Linked DNA regions of Homo sapiens: region 2 is linked to region 1. Evidence: chromatin loops called from intact Hi-C (ENCODE). Cell type or tissue: mammary epithelial cell. All regions are shown on one strand. Each heading gives the region's core, and the rest is flanking DNA. Links, peaks and the distances in the headings are about the cores only. Region 1 holds the start of STAC (SH3 and cysteine rich domain). Region 2 overlaps STAC (SH3 and cysteine rich domain).

Evidence for each region. Peaks named below come from ENCODE experiments on the same cell type or tissue, not always from the same donor. Only the 100,000 strongest peaks of a DNase experiment are listed, where the experiment ranks them.
Region 2: it touches region 1 in a loop (2.4-fold over the local background); 2 of 110 quality-filtered maps call a loop at or near these places.

What each region holds. Positions count from the first base shown.
Region 1 is chr3:36,376,863-36,385,201 of GRCh38, forward strand. It overlaps STAC (SH3 and cysteine rich domain), which reads left to right and starts at 3,642. Exons shown (of 11, transcript NM_003149.3): 1 at 3,642-3,892. The coding sequence starts at 3,782. All of the region lies in intron 2 of LOC124906227 (a long non-coding RNA gene), which reads right to left. In mammary epithelial cell, for the core only: no CTCF peak of the experiment used is centred there; a DNase peak (open chromatin) is centred at 3,569; H3K4me3 peaks cover 1,754 bases; H3K27ac peaks cover 1,035 bases.
Region 2 is chr3:36,491,689-36,500,027 of GRCh38, forward strand. STAC (SH3 and cysteine rich domain) reads left to right here. Exons shown (of 11, transcript NM_003149.3): 6 at 1,463-1,541. Among named protein-coding and RNA genes, the nearest start is that of STAC, 120 kb to the left of the region's middle. In mammary epithelial cell, for the core only: no CTCF peak of the experiment used is centred there; no DNase peak of the experiment used is centred there; H3K27ac peaks cover 452 bases.

The sequences.
Region 1 (8,339 bases), core at 122-8,121:
GCCTTCTATTATGCCTCTGGCTCTCAATTTGCATTGCTCCTAATCTTTAAGGCCTGCTGCCTTTTCAGGACATCCGGGTTCTGCTGTTGCCTAGGTGGCAGCAAACCAGAGCGGCCAAAACTTGGCCCAGGAGCAGGATATAACTGAGTCCTTCCTAAACTGTAGAACCTAGGATAATTTTCTTTATCTTGCTAAGGTTTCATAGGGATTAAATGAAAGAACAAATATACAATGTCTATGATGTATTAGAAACCCAATACATGTTAGCTATTATTGTTATCAGCAACCTACGCCTTTCTCGTATACTGTGTTATATTGTGTATCCATCATGACTCTGATGCATCACGCATGGAGAGCCATCCCTTCCTTGAGATCCTCTCCTTTATCCTCAACAGTTCTCCATATTATCTTCCCTCTTCTTTTTTCTTGTTGTTCTTTTCTGTACCCTTCATAAGTATATCTGTTCTATTTAAGAAGTCTTACTAGTATCTTTTTACCAAATGGCTCTATAAGAAGCCAAGGTCCATAGGATGAAATCCAGTCTCTTTATACAAACTCAGAACAAAGAAATGAGAGAAGGTTAGCAGCATTACACAGTCTTCTGCTTAACGGTGTTTACTGTGAAAGGCCCTTGGATGCAATCAGGAGGAGGCCTTTGCCCTCTTTACAAATTAATGAACAAGTAAATGAACCAGAAGTGGGAGCTTCCAGTTCGAGTTTGTGCAGATAAATTTCTGTACACCTCACACTTCTGCTGGCTTGATATTTACCCAGAAACCAGAGTGAAATAGACCATGAAGGGGATCTACAAAAATCACAAAGCTACAGACTTGAGACTTAGAATAATTATTCACAACCTTTTTTCCTCAGGCTTTACCAGACTGCAGTAGAAATGAGAAATCTTGACAACCATAGCTAAAATGTCATAAAGCTTCTAAGGCAGAATTTCCAGTCTTCTGTGAGGTCTCACCTAAGCATTCCTGGGTGTCAGATGGGGTATCTCACACATAGCCATGAAAATGTACACTTCTGCTCAGGGATATCAATGCTTCATGAGGGGTACTCTGGGGATCACTTTGCTGGTCTACCATCTACTGACTCAAAGCACTGACAAATCCCATTGTTTTACAGAAGCATTCAGAGTCTTCTTCCATTCAGTTTGTGGAGGACACATGCAATAATTAATGCCTAGACCATTTCTAGAGCTCAGGGGCTACAAGGGTAGCCTCTTTTCACCACCTTGTTAACAAGCATTATACCAGGAGCTAGAGAAACAAGATGAACATGGCATTGCCCCTGCCCTAGGGGAGATCATAGCCCAACAGAAGAGCAGGCAACCTTGTCATTGATTACTTAGGAAAGGAAGTCATGGGAACATGGCATTGATTTGGGAATCTAAATCAGATAAATGGGTCAAGGAAGGAGATGTCAAGAGTAGTAAATACTTGGATATGTGATTTGAAGAATAAGATAAGTTAGCTAGATAACAAAAGATCGGATAGAAAATAATGTGAAACTAACACATAAACAAAGGCGTGATTTAGTTTGGGACACCATGGCTAATTCCTATGGTAGGTATTATTTATCAGACTAAGGATTTCTGCTGCTGGATCAGGGTGGGGTGGAAAGGAAGGAGGTACTAGCTTCTCTAAATTTCCTTCAAGGGACAACATTTAAACATATACTATTGGCTAATACTGTTGCTAACTTGAGCTAAGCACTTACTAAAAGTAAGGATGACATCTTCAATTCTTAAAAAAAGAAAATCCAAAAGAAAAAAAGGATGAAAAATTTATTGTTCTAAGCCATGACATGCTTGCTCACCAAGACTGGAATTGCCAGTAGACCCTGGGAGTTTTGTTTCCTAAGAAAACCCTCGTCTGGCCCCATGCTAGCTCAGGCTTCATTTGTACACACTCATCAAAGTCTTGTACTTTCCCTTATCATAGTTTTTTTTTAAATGTGTGTGTGATTTAATTAATTGCTGTCTCTCCCACTAGACTTAAATTCCAGGAAAACAGACTTAATCTGTGTTTTCTCTCTGCTGTATCATTAGTTTCTGGCACAATTCTGATACAGAATAGATGCTTGATAAAAATGTGTTGATATGGCTGCTCCTGTCATTGTGTTTGTGACTTTGGCTACTAGAATTCTGTCTCTATCGAACACTCAGGCATTGTGTTGTGAGAAGGAAAAAGCTGAAGCCATTTGGGCTAGCCAATCTGGCCCCGTACTGAGGGTCACCAGAAAATTTAGAGCATTTTGAAAGCTAAATGCTGAGTAAGAGGCTGACACATTGAACAGTAGCTTTCAATTGACATCTGGGATGGAAAGAGTAAGAGCAAGTTTATTCTAAAAGACATGAGCTAGGGCATGGATGCAGGACCAAACACATAATTTGCAGGGTCAAGTACAAAATGAAAATGTGATCTCTTGTTAAATATTTTTACCGAATTTCAAGATGGCAGCATCAGCGCGGGGCCCTGTGTGACTGCACAGGTTGCACATCCATGAAGCTGTTCTTGCAAACATCTACAGCTAATTTTAAAAATCTGAACAGAAGTTTGCAATTTTGTTTTAAAAAATTGAGGGTATTTTGTATTAATGGGGGAAAAGAGGCTTTTAAATATCTAGGTGTGTTTCTTTTCCCTGCACACTGAGGTTGTCTTCAAAAGAAACTGGACCCTCTGTATCTTTATTCAGTGGGGCTATTCCTATGTTTCCAAAAGATTTAGTAAGGCAGGCTGGTTTGCCCCTCTGTGAACAGTCCTCAACTCTTGCTATACTGCAACATCCAATTGCTCTTCAGCCAAGACCTGGCCTAGATTTGAGGCTCCACAGTCGGAAATGCATGGATTTTGAAGCCCAAATGTGTTCGAATTCCAGTTTCACCAATTATAGTTTAGTGACTTAAAGCAAATTACTCAGTCTTCCTACAGCCTCAACTTCCTCATCTATAAAATGGAAGTGATAATCCCTAGACGCATAGAGTAGCTGGGAGGATTAAATAAGGTAAAAAGAAAGGGTTTAGTACAATAAGTGCACAACAAACGAGGAACAGGTGTCCATATACACACTGCATTATCTCTCTGCTTTAGATCAAAGCTGAATGGAGAAAACGCAGTGCCCGTGAGTCAGGGGACCCCCACTCCGACCCCTGCTCTCTGTCACTGAACCCTATAAATAGCTTAGCTAAGTCACTGTCTCAGTCACTATTCGTTGGGGTGAGGAATGAGGGAGTTGTTGCAAGTGGCTCTTTCTGGCTATATCATTCACAGATTTTCTATTCTTTGGGGTTTGGGTCTGAATTTTCAGCATCCTCTCTGAAGAATCACCCCCACCCAGTGCCGGCGTGCGCCCAGCCTTCCCCCAGCCCTTTCCAGGGCGCTGCCCCCTGCCTGCCCTCACTACTCCAGGCGCTGGCCGCGCAGCCCCGCCCTGGAGCTGCCTCCCCGCCTCCTTCCTCCTCCTGCGGGCGAGCAGAAGCCCGCTCGCCCGCTGCCGAGTGGCAGTCACGACTGTGAGGTCGCCGGCGAGGTGGCCGCGGGCGCGGCGGGGCGGGGCAGGGCGCACTCTCCTCCACGCCCGCGGAAGTGCCGGGGAGGTGGGCAGGGCGGGGAGGGAGAGGGAGCGAGGCTGGAGGAGGGCACGTCGGCGCCTCGGCGAGGATGGGAGTCCCCAGGACCCGGAGCTGAGCAGCCTGGCGCGCGGCGGGCAGGGCGCGCAGGACAGAAGCCTCGCTGTTCCTCCGGGAGCCCAACACCGTTCCCGCGCGGCCACGATGATCCCTCCGAGCAGCCCCCGCGAGGACGGCGTGGACGGGCTGCCCAAGGAGGCGGTGGGCGCCGAGCAACCGCCCTCTCCTGCATCCACCAGCAGCCAGGAATCCAAGGTACCGAGCACGCTTGCCCCCAAGAGAACACAAACTCACTCTCCTCTCCTGTCGGTCCAGCTTTGTCTCTCCTCCTATCTAGCACGGGCGTGGGGGTCTGAGACTTGCTAGTTAGCCCAGGGCTGTAGGACTTGAACGTCCGGTAGGACCCGCTGCTCACGATGCTGGACCACGTCCCTGTGGACCCAGCCTTCCCGCCCACACATTCACACACGCAATTCATGGTGGCTCCGGGTTCAGAGATCGATTTCTTGCGGGGTGGTAGCTTGGTTTTTTTTGTGCTTTGAACCTGCTTGTGTCCAAAGCACGTGTAGGTAGGTATTAGGTGGCTTCTGAAGGCTGAGGGATGGAGACAGCCGAGGGATACTCTTCCAGAAAAGCTTGAGTACTGGGCCAGAAAAGCATGTATGTATCCCAAGGGTCTCAGAGACCTTTTGCTTAACAGGGATCACCCCTACCTTCAGATACTACTCACTAAAAAAGAAAAAGAAAAAGAAAGGGTTTGCCTGCGTTTGTCTGAAAGTTGATGTTCCTCTTGTGAAAGTTAATACTCTAAGAACCTATACTTGCTTTTATGAAAGTTACACTAACACGTATACAAAAAACCAAGCCCGCAGCAGTTCTCCTGTCACTGTTACACTTCCTCTGAAACTCCCGTGGGTGCCAGGCACATGTTTGAAAATCTTGGAAGAGGATAGAGTAAAATGTGGCTGCTAGCAGTGCAATGCCAAATGGCAACTCAGCTGGTGGTGGAAATCCTAAGATGGAGTTTGTAGTTATGTGGATTCTTTTAAGTGTAGAGCTCCTGGCTCTTTATTCTGATTTCATTGTGCGATCCCCAGGCATTTGGGGAATGTGAGGCAGTCCGTGTATACCAGCAAAGGAAAGGGGTTGCCAGTTTATAGGATAGGGACAGGCCAGATGGGGCAAGGAAGACTGCGATCCTGTCTCTCTTCACATGCATCCCTGGAAGCCATTGATATGATCAGGAGGATGAAAATCACAGCCTGAGTGGCTCTGGGGATTTGGTGTGATACTGGGCACTGTACATTTCCCAGCCCCCTGAAGTTAACCATCAATGATGGTAATCTAAGCCCGAAAGCTTTACATCTTATTTATTTTTATTTTTTTCCTGTTACTTACTGGCTGCCAGACCTGGGGTATGTGTGTCAACTTTTCTAAAACTCGGTTGGAAATGAGGGAAAAAGCCCCAACTTCCAGAGACATTGTGAGGAGTACATGAGAGGCCCTAATGTCCACCTGGTATACTGTAAGGACTCAATCATGTTTATCCTTTTCCTTCCTGAGATAAAGAGATGGAATCTATCTCATCTCAAATGATCCACTCCAAAGCAATCTGATAACCCATACACATGCACTACCTCTCCTCAGTCAAAAAGTTTCTGGGTATCATTGCCTCCCATTGAACATCAGTCCCCAGAGTGATATAGGTTAGTGGCCATTTTAGAGGAAAGCTAGAATTCTATAAATGAATGTAGCTGAACTCAAGAGTAAAACTAGTATTGAACTTTTTGAATTGGCCTGTTGCTCTGCAGTAGGCGTGTTCTGGAAAGGGCTTAGCATTTGGGCAAACAGTGGCATGGTTCAAATGCATTATATGGATTTGCTATTTATAGATGTCCTAATGGAAATTATTTGGCAGAGCAAAAGCCACATATGTAATGCCCATAATTATCCACCAATTTATCTGGCTTATGGTTTTGTACAAATTAGTTTTTCTCAAAGTGGTCTATACACCGGATGTGTGTTTCTACATTCCTAAATTTGATGTCATGGCCTCAGTAAGCTTAATTAGTGGAGATGAACTATGGCAGCCCATGAACCCTAGGAAATTGAATGCAATATTGTATGCCTACATGTGAATTTTTCTTGGCATAGCATTCATGATATTCTCAAAGTGATCCATGCCCCTTAAAAAAGGCTAAACTGCTAGTAGGGAGGAACGTGTGGTAAGGTAAGGGAGTAGGATGGCATGACACTGGAGGAGAGGAAGGCTCAATTCATTCTATTCTAGGAAGGCCACATGTTAAAGCTTACTGGCGTTTACAAGGATCTTTGACCCTGAGCATGAGAGCTTGGTGAGGAAAATGTGAACAAGACAGTAATATGCATTCCATCTTACTCTTCCATGAAGTGGTCTTGTTTGTAAAATATCTTGTGGGACAAACATGGTTCAGGCCCCCTTGGCATTAAACTCTCTCAAGGAAGACTTAAAGTTACTTTTTTTAAAGAGTTAGGTTTTTTTGTCTTATTATAAGAGTAACAAATACTCTTTGTAGATATTTGAACAGTCCAGACATAAATGATGAAAAGAAAAATAAATTAGCTCTTGGTTTACCATCCAGAAGCATCTACTAATAAAACTTTGATCTATATCTCATGTCTTTTTAAATCTGTTTATATATTTACATAGTTGAGCGAGAACAATAGTGAGCATCTACTGAATGTTTACTGTAAGTCAGATACAACCTTAATCTTCACAATAGAAGATTCTGTTAATATTTCTATTTTATGGATGGGGAAGTGGAAGCCAAGAAAGGTTAGATCATTTTCACTGTGAAAATTTATTATGGAAAATTTTAATATACACAAAAGTAGAGAAAACAGTATAAAGAACTGTCATGGACCTAATCATGTGGCTTCACAATTAATTCATGGACAGTATTGTTTTATGTATTACCACCACCACCACCACCCTACACATACTGGATCATTTTAAAGCAAATTCCAGACATGAAATAACTTCACCCGTAAATATGCTATCAGGTTACATCTCTCAAGGATAAGGGTTATTTTCATTTTATTTTCATAAACATGACTATAATCCCAATTAGCACATATTTCAGGTGTTTTAAGCTAAGGGCCACTATATTCTTTAGAAGCCCACAAATAGTCTTTGGAAAATCTGTGAACAACCCGAACCAGCATTCAAAGTTGTCCATGTACATGCATATATGCATCATCTAGGGAAAGAATTTATAGCTTATCTCAGGTTCACAAAGGGTCTATAGCTTCAAAGGTTATCTTAATGTCCTTTTTCTCTTTCTTGAGGAAATTGAGGCCCAAAAAGGGGCAGTGACTTGCCTGAGATCACACAGATAGTTACTGGCAATACCCTTACCTACAAACCCCGTCTTGGACTTTGGTATCCCAGTACAGTTTCCTCAGAGCAAATTTCTGTAAGCACAAGTCATAATATAGTTTAATGTAATTGTGGGTTTTCTTCTTTATGAAATTAGTTGAGTTGAATAAGTTTGAAAGCCACTGATGTATCATACCCTTCTATCTTCCCACTAACTATTTCAGAAAGATGACAGCCTAATTTATTTTTTAAGGGCTTGACAGAGACCATTGAATATAAACAAAAATTTCATGTCCCATTATCCCTTATTTCAATGAATATCTTTTCTCCTACTGACTTATTGACAACATAGAAAGCTTGCTAGTGTCTAATGTGAAGGTTTGCTATAAATCTCTTTGTCATCACTTATATGACACAAGGTCACATTTTGATGATATTGAGGAATCACACCTCAATATCATCAATATCAAAGGTGAGATTGACACACCTCTGTGAACATGCCTAATACCTCAAAGCCTCAGCTTCCTCATGGGGATGCTGATGGGGCTGCTACTACCCAATTGGTGTGCTTTTTGTAAGGCCTAAGAATATGTAATACACCTAATATGTTTGTTATAAGCATACACAAACATAAACCATTATTTATTTTCTCTATTTGTTTCAAATCAGATGACTGCTACCACCAGCCAACCCCAAATGTCATCATTGGAATAATTTCAATAACCACAACTGACATTACCATAATGTAACTGAGTTTACCTCTTTGGGCTTTTAGTTATGCTAATTGATTACAATGAGACTTCACTTCAGCTATTTTGCATCCCCAAGAAGATAAGACATAGACTCACCAGCATGTGATTTAGATTTTGAAATGGTGCTATAAGCCACCCAGTGCCCTAGTGGAGCCACGGACCAAAGTGACCCTCATTCCTGGAGGATTATTTCTGAACCTGGACCACAATCCAACCTATGAAAAAGAAATCTCTAACCATGAAGACGTGCCCTGAATCTCCCAGAAAGATTTCTGTGTCCATCTATCAGCAATTATTTATTGAGTGCCTACTTTGTGCCCAGCATATCTCATACATATATGTGAAGCTGTTATTAATAAGGAATTTAACTTCTATTCAGGGAAGAAGATGAAAGAAAACGAAACCTTGGCTTTGCATTGAAATCACCAAGGGAACCCAGGCCATAGGCTAGAACCACTAAGTTGAAATCTCTGAGAGAGATCTCAAGCATCAGTATTTTCTATACAGATGCCCACTGAAAACAGAATTAGAATAGTGTATACATAAACCCAAGTTTTGCTTTTTCTTCCACCTAATGTTATACGTAGTCTTC
Region 2 (8,339 bases), core at 238-8,237, 110 kb after region 1:
CCGATAAGATGTAAATAAATAATTTTTTAAAATATGACTGTCAGGCCAGGTCTGGTGGCTCACGCCTATAATCCCAGCACTTTGGGAGGCTGAGGCAGGCAGATCACCTGAGGTCAGGAGTTCGAGATAAGCCTGGCCAACACAGTGAAATCCTGTCTCTACCAAAAATACAAAAATTAGCCAGGCATGGTGGTGCATGCCTGTAATCCTGGCTACTTGAGAAGCTGAGGCACAAGAATCGCTTGAACCCAGGAAATGGAGCTGAGATTGCACCACTGCACTCCAGCCTGGGTGACAGAGCAAGACTCCATCTCAAGAAAAAAAAAAAAAAAAAAAAAAAAAAATATATATATATATATATATATATATATATATATATGTGACTGTCCTCAGAGGCCCCCTAAATTCCTCTTGTGAAGAGGATAGAGCCAGTTAGACTGAAGCTGGGTCACGTGGCCCTTTGAAAGAGGCATTCAGTGTGGTATGCTAGTAAATGTTTAACAACCAAGTCAGAACTGGACCCTGATTTGAAGCGTTTGCCAGTTCCATGGAGTAAAACTCCTGTGGTGATCCATTTCATGCCACCAGTGTGATAACCATGAGACTCTCACCAGCCCACAAAGATGCTTTAGCACACCAATGAATAAAGCACAATGCTTAAGAGCACGAGCTCTGGAGGCAACGCCTGTGATTCACAGCCCCAGCTCCACCATGTATTAACTATGGGGCCTCAAACAGAGCTACTGATTCTCTCCGGGCTTCAGATTCCTCTCTGAAAAATTGGTCTATCATAGGATTAATTTGGGGAATAAATGAGATGGTATCTATAAAGTCCTTAAAAACATTACATGGTAAGTGATCAGGAAGCATTAGCTATTTAGAGTGTGTTATTGTTATTATTGTTGTTTTTGTTCTTGTTATTTCTGTAACCTAAGTGGAAGAATGATTGTGACTCACTTTAAAAAGAGAGTCAGGATACATATTATAAAAACAATTAATTTTGCAGCAGTGGAAACAGTATTTAACTTGTACCTAAGTAGTGCATCCCTCCATAGTGCATCCCATTCTCTAAAACTAATATTTAAAACACCTGTAGAAAGAGCTAGCGTTTTATTGAAAGTTTTAAGTGACAGGATATGGACAGGCATTCTGATTTCTCTTTGTTGCCTATTCCTGGGAAGAAGCCTGGCTGTGGCCTTTGCTTCTAGACATTCATGAATATTCAATACTCACTGGATACCTACCATCACCAAGCCTGAGCCTGCTATAGACACCTGAAGGGAGGTACAGTGCCCACGAGTGGACATAGCTTCTCTGAAGTTAGCCAAACAGCCAAGACAGCAATCACTGGGTCCTTATGTGTCATGCAAATTCTACCTAAGCTCTCTTACACCAAAGTATCTGCTCAATTGACCACAGATATAACATTGTTCATCCCATGCTCTTTCTTCTTTCCTCCAAGACTTCAGATCTTGTGGAGGTTCCTGAGGAAGCCAATGGGCCAGGAGGCGGGTATGACCTAAGGAAACGCAGCAACAGCGGTGAGTGAGGGAGTTGGCACAGCACAAATGTGATCACATGAGTCAGGGTCAGTGGGCAGGCCAAGTTGATTTCCAGTCCCCTTGCTTTCTCTGCTAGCTCTGGAATTTAATCAGGGCGAGTGTTCAATGTTCTGGAGAGAATGTGAGCATTGTTTCTGGTGGATTTCAGTGATTTGCTCTAATATGTTCCTGAGTTCTATATCCTGAGTTCTCATACTTTATGAGAGTATATTTACTCTTATGAGAGTATATATACATATATATATATATAAACTGAGCTGTATTGGGGTTTAAGAGTCGCTTCCAGAACTTTTTGTGAATACGTCATTTTCTCCACTGAGCTAGATTAGATTACATTAGCAAACCGTACCACAGAGAAGCTAATTTGTGCTACACCTTAGGTACCTGAAACCAAGTGGTGGTGGGGCCCAGGAGAGAAGTGTGGGCCTCACATTTGGCTCCTTCCCCAGCAGAGACAACTAAGAAGCTCAAAAAACTGATATGTACAATCCAGCCAAACATTCTATATTAAAATTATTTAATCTAATAATTTAAGCCTTTGTTATAATAATTTCTAAAGTATTTATTAAATGCTAACTTCATACTTCCACTTGCTGACATTAAGAAAGAGCCACCTCTGGCCGGGCGCGGTGGCTCACGCTTGTAATCCCAGCACTTTGGGAGGCCGAGGCGGGCGGATCACGAGGTCAGGAGATCGAGACCATCCTGGCTAACACGGTGAAACCCCGTCTCTACTAAAAATACAAAAAAAATTAGCCGGGCGTGATGGTGGGCGCCTGTAGTCCCAGCTACTCGGGAGGCTGAGGCAGGAGAATGGCGTGAACCCTGGAGGCGGAGCTTGCAGTGAGCCGAGATCGCGCCACTGCACTCCCGCCTGGGCCACAGAGCGAGACTCCGTCTCAAAAAAAAAAAAAAAAAAAAAAAGAAAGAGCCACCTCGTAATCCAGAGCTTAAAGACATGTGACCAGATCCTTATGGATGCATTCTTGCTAGGCCTTTTGGACATCAATAACTACTTAACCTTCACTAGTTTATCAAAAAATATTTATGAAGCATTTACTATCATTAGCAAAAGTGTATTAGTCAAAGTCCTGCAGGACCTGAGTTGCATTGTTAACTTGAGCTGAATGCATTCTCATGGCAGAAGTTATCCCTCCAAACTCCACTCCAAGCCCTGCCTTTTCCAGCCTGGATGCAGAAATTCCTCATTCGATACCACATAGCAGTTTTGTCAACAGCTGTCTGATGAGGTATCACTTTTACTTCCTTCACTCTGGGAATTCATTTATGGCTCTTCTTTAGTTAGGACTATGCCTGTGTGATTCCCACAAGGCACCATGTGCTCAGCTGCCCCAGGATTTTCCTTCCTAAATAAGTGCCAGTGTTCACCATGCCCCCCCTTGCCAGACCCACACACATCTACTAAAGCTCACCACTGGGGTAAGGATTCTTTGGCATCACATGAGGGAAACTGTACTTTTAGATAATGCAAACAACCACTGAGCACTTAGCAGTGCCATTAGAGAGACAAATTAGAGGGTATTGGCTTCGAGGGGAACTTCATAGCAGGTCAGCAGCACAGCAGGGCCATCCCAGCCCAACTGTCTGGCACTGCAAGACCAGCAACTGAATTTAAACAGCAACCCTAAAGTTTCTCAATATCTGACTCACCAGAGACTTGCATGATAATGCTTTAAGTGTGATCAGCTGCTCAGTCCTGAGTCTGACCTCTGCTTTCCCCTTTCCCCTGACACTCTTCTCATCAACATCACTGCTGGCCTTCTCCTCACTAACTGCGCTGGAAACATTTGGTCCTTGGCCCATTGTTGCTCTGGAAGCAGAGTGCTAGACTTCACTTAATGCTCATGTGATCCCAAAGCAGTGACCTAGCCTCTCTCTGCTTCAATCACCTCATCTCTAAAATGAAGATAATAACACCAAATCCATAGGGTTCTTATGATCTTTGGATGACATAATGAATGTAAATACTATCCATACATTGATGATTCAAACTTCATCTTCAGTATTAGGCTTCCTTGCTGCCTCCAGATGCCTATCACCTATTGGACATTGCCATCTGAATGCAGAATAGTCATCTTTAAGTTAACCTACCCAAACTTTACTCTTGATCCCCTCACCCAGCCACACATTCAGACTGGCTCTTCCCACAGTTGTCTCTGCTCAGTAAATAGGAACTTCATTCAACCAGTTGATTAGGCCAAAGTCTTTGACATCAGCCCTGACTCCCTCTTCCTCTCACACCTCAGACGTAATCCATCAGCAAACTCTATCTGCTGCTTCTCAAAATTATGCCCAGCATGTGCTCACTGCTTAACTCTCTGCCTCAGCCATCCTGGCCTGGCTCTGTCTATGCTGTTGCTCACCAATTCCTTGAGGAGTTAGAACACAATTTACACTGAGGGTTTCTTCTCTCAAAAGGTGGTCTTAATAGGATTTTAAAATAGGAAGGGCTATATTTAGCAATCATTGCTATGTAGCATCACTGCTATTAGCAAAGCCATCATACAGTCATAAAGTGTCAGAGATGCAGGTAGAGCCTCACTACCCTAAATGTGGCTCATGGACAACTCACGTGAGCATCACTTGAAAGCCTGTTAGAAATAGCAAGTTTCAGGCCATTCCACACCTGCTGAATCAGGATCTGCATATGAATCTGTGGTTCATAGGCTCATTAAAGTTTAAGAAGTAGGACTAGAGGTCACTTAGTCCAATTCCCTCCCCTTCAATACACACACATGCACACAATATCCCCCGTATAGATAAGGAAACTAAGTCACAGAGTAGTACACACAAAGACATCAAGTTGACAATTTTCCATCTCTTCTGTGTTAAGGGGCATTTTCACAGCCTTTCTCAAAGAGATCTGGTGAAAGAACTGAGCAAGCAATAAACTCCCAAAAAGTGTTGGAGATGTATTAACAACTCTTTTGATCAGCAATAGCTTTCTCTACAATGCACCCTGAGAAGCTAGGTGGATTAATTATGCAGCAATTTGCTTCAAAACACTTTCCCTTGATTGGCTTTAATGTCCTGTCCATGCAGTTTGAGAAACCACATGGAGAAAACACCCTACATATGTGGTCCAAGTTCCCACAGATCTTCTCACTCATGCAAGGAGGGTGTTGCTGTTCAGAAGCAGTGTCTAGGATTACAGTCACAACCAGTTCTGCATTACATGTTCATTTATGTCTTAAAAAATGCAGTGCATACAGGTGTCATTTCTTCCAGCCAGCTATTATGTCAAATTCCTTGAGGAATATCTCCAAAGCCACCTTGGAAGGAAGTACAATTCATACTAATTTCTTTACTGCTAAGAGTACAGTCTCTCCTTTCTCTCTTATAAATGATCCTTGGCAGGTCTGAGTATTTATGGTTGTTGTTTTGAACACTATTCCTGGATGCATCATAAATATACATGGAGGAAATTGTTGGTCTTCACCTTTGGCTTAACTGCTAGAAGCTTCACTCATAACAAAGTAACAAGCAAAGAGAGAAGTAAAATCTCGCCTGAAGTAAAATCTGGCCTGCCTATTTCAGCTCCAAATGCCAAATAATAATGTTATTGGCTGCCTTCAGTAATTGCATTTCAGAATGACTCTGTGTGATCATAATTTTCCTGGAAGAGAGACAGAAGAGGACATAAGCAATACAAATTCCTAGAATTTTCTTCAAAAAGGGCTGGGTTAACCACAGCCACTTAAGGATATTACAAAATCGAATATTACCTCACTTTGCACTAAAGCAATTTTATTCTAAAAAAAAAAAGGCAAGCTCAGATCTGGAAAATATATCCTAGCCTTTAGCATGTACTAATTCAATATCTCAAATTTTAAGGTGTCAAAAAGAGCAGATATTTTCCTGGTTAAGTTGGCAGATGCCCCTGGTTTTGGTACCACTCCAGTGGATATTTCTACATTACAGATGCAAATATTTGTGGTATGTTTCTGCAACACATGCTTTGTATCAAGTTCAGGTAAAGATCTTTTTAAAGTTGAACAGAAGATTCCCTTTCCAGCATTGTGGAGAACTGGACATTCAGAGGAATTTTTCCCAGTTTAGCACTCCTAAAACTGTTAAGAGAAAGAATTGTTCTAAAAAAAATTCTAGTTAATGCATGGCTGAGCTGGCAGCAAAATAAGGCAATTCCTTAGAGTCTAGGAATGGCAATAAAACATGAATTCAGAGATACAAGCAGGTAAAGGATTTACTATGCACATCCCTAGAGCCTTAGCTTGGGAAATAATAGGCCCCATTTATGAACAATAGACAATAAAATGGGGAGTGGCCAGGGTATTAGGTTGGATGAAAGACCCTTTTGAAACATATTAATACCCCAAAAGATACCCTTAGGATCACTGGACAAACAGGATTCCCTGCAGAGGAATATGCTATACCAGCCTTAACTCAGGTGGAAAAGAATGGAAACAAAAAAGTGGAGAGGAAAGGAAAGAAAGAAAGAAAGACAGGCAGAAAAAAGGAAGGGAGGGAGAGAAGAAAGGAAAGAAAGGAGGAAAGAAAGAAACAGTCTTCTTACTTGGATTTTAGGGCCTGAATTCATACTACCTGTATGGGCAAATAATATAATAATATGAAATTTTAGTTTAATGTAGTTTAAAGTGGCCCAGGTACAGTAAGATCACCAGGCATTTGGCAGAAACAAATATAAACCCTCTCTAGAGGAAGAAAATTTTAAACCAGACCTCAAAAACTTCTCAGAAATGAACACTCAAAGAACACAAGCTAACAATCAAAATTCACCAAACACATGAGAAAATGAGCCGTGATGAGTAAGTATTAGCAGAAACAACCAACTTTATGGTCAGATTTTCAAGACTGTACATGTAAGAATTATCAAATTAAGAAATATATAACTATATAATTGTATACATTTAAAATGTTAAAAATGGACCATAAAACATAACAAAGGAAAAAGAGACTATCAGAAGTAAACAGGCAAGCTTGAGGAAAGTCAAATAGAACTTCGAGAATTTTTTTTAAGTAGAAATTTGATTGATGGGTTTAACAACATATTAGGCATAAAGAGAGAATTAGTTCCCTAAAATATAGAACCAAAGAAATGTTAGGGTATAGTTAGGAAGCCAAAGCAGTAGAATTTGTGAGATTAAAAGTGACATGAAAGATGAATAAGTCCAACATGCATCTAAGTGACAATTTAGAAGTACATAAAGAGAGAATGGGGCCCCAGGCACAGTGGCTCACGCCTGTAATCTCACCACTTTGGGAGGCCGAGATAGGAGAATTGCTTGAGCCCGGGAGTTTGAGACCAGCTTGGGAAACATTGTGAAACTCCATCTTTACAAAAAATACAAAATTAGCCAGGCGTGGTGGTGCCTGTCTGTAATCCCAGCTAGCTGGGAGGCTGAGGTAGGAGAATTACTTGAACCTGGGAGTTTGAGGCTGCAGTGAGCCATGATTATGCCACTGTACTCCAGCCTGGGAGAGACAGCACCAGACCCTGTCTCAAAAAGAGAGAGAGAGAAAGAGAATGAGAGAGAGACAATATGTAAGAACATACTTGTGGAGAATTTTCCAGAATTGATTAAAGACACCATTACTCAAATTTAGAAATCTATACCTAGACGTAGGTTGCTGAAACTGCAGAATTTCAAAGATAAAAGAAAACATAAAATGCAGTATAAAAGACTGATTACCTACAAAGAAATGAAAATTAGACTGTTACTTCTTACAAATTACAGTATAAGTGAAATAACAGTAGAATGCTATCTTGAGTTTGCTGAAAGAAAAGTGATTCTTAACCTAGAATTGTAAATGAAGCAAAACTATCTTTCAATAATATATTTTTCAGACAAAAATTGTATTTACAGTTCAATTAAGAAAGACCTATATTCAAAACATTTTAAAAAGATGTACTTCAAAGAGGAAAATATGACCTCAATGGAAAGACGGAAATGTAAGAAGAAATAAAGAGCAAAGAAAGTGGTAAACATGTGGTTAAATCTAAGCAAACACTGGACACATTTTTTAAAATAATGTTTTTAAAAAGTTGTTAATAAAACATTAGCTGAAATACTGACTTTATGTGGGAAATGGGCATTCAGAGATTATGTATTGCTTGGGAGGCGATTAAATATACTATTTCACTTTCTATTTTGTTAAAACATATCTCATAAAATTTCTAAGATGACTGCTAAAGGAATAAAAATAGACTCAACTTACCAAACCAGAAAGGGAACCAAACTGAAAGATGAGAAGGAGAAAAAAATCAATCAATTCAAAAGAAAGAAGGGATGGAAAGTGGCAAAATAGAAGAAAAAGCATAGAAAATTTGGGACAAATACAAAATAAAATGTTAGGAAGGAATCCCAATTTATCAGTAATCAAAATAAATGTAAACTGATTTAAGCACTCTAGATAAAAGAAAGATTTTCAGACTAGATTTTTTAAATGACCTATATACTATTTATAAATATCTAAAACATAAGGATGTAGAAAATTTAAAAAAACAAAAGTTTTTTTTTAACTTTCTGCAGGGGGAAGAAAGAAAAACATAGGCAGAATAAATAACTTTTCAGACATAGAAACCAAGGGGCAACCACAGGCAAATATTAAGCAAAAAAAAATATATAGCTGTATTAATGTGTGAAAAATTGACTTTAAGACCAAGAAAGCATTACTAGAATTTAAAAGTGTTATTTACATGGTCATGTTCACTTCATCTGAAGATATAAATTCTAAACTTGCATATACCTGATACATAGCCTGAAAAATGATAGA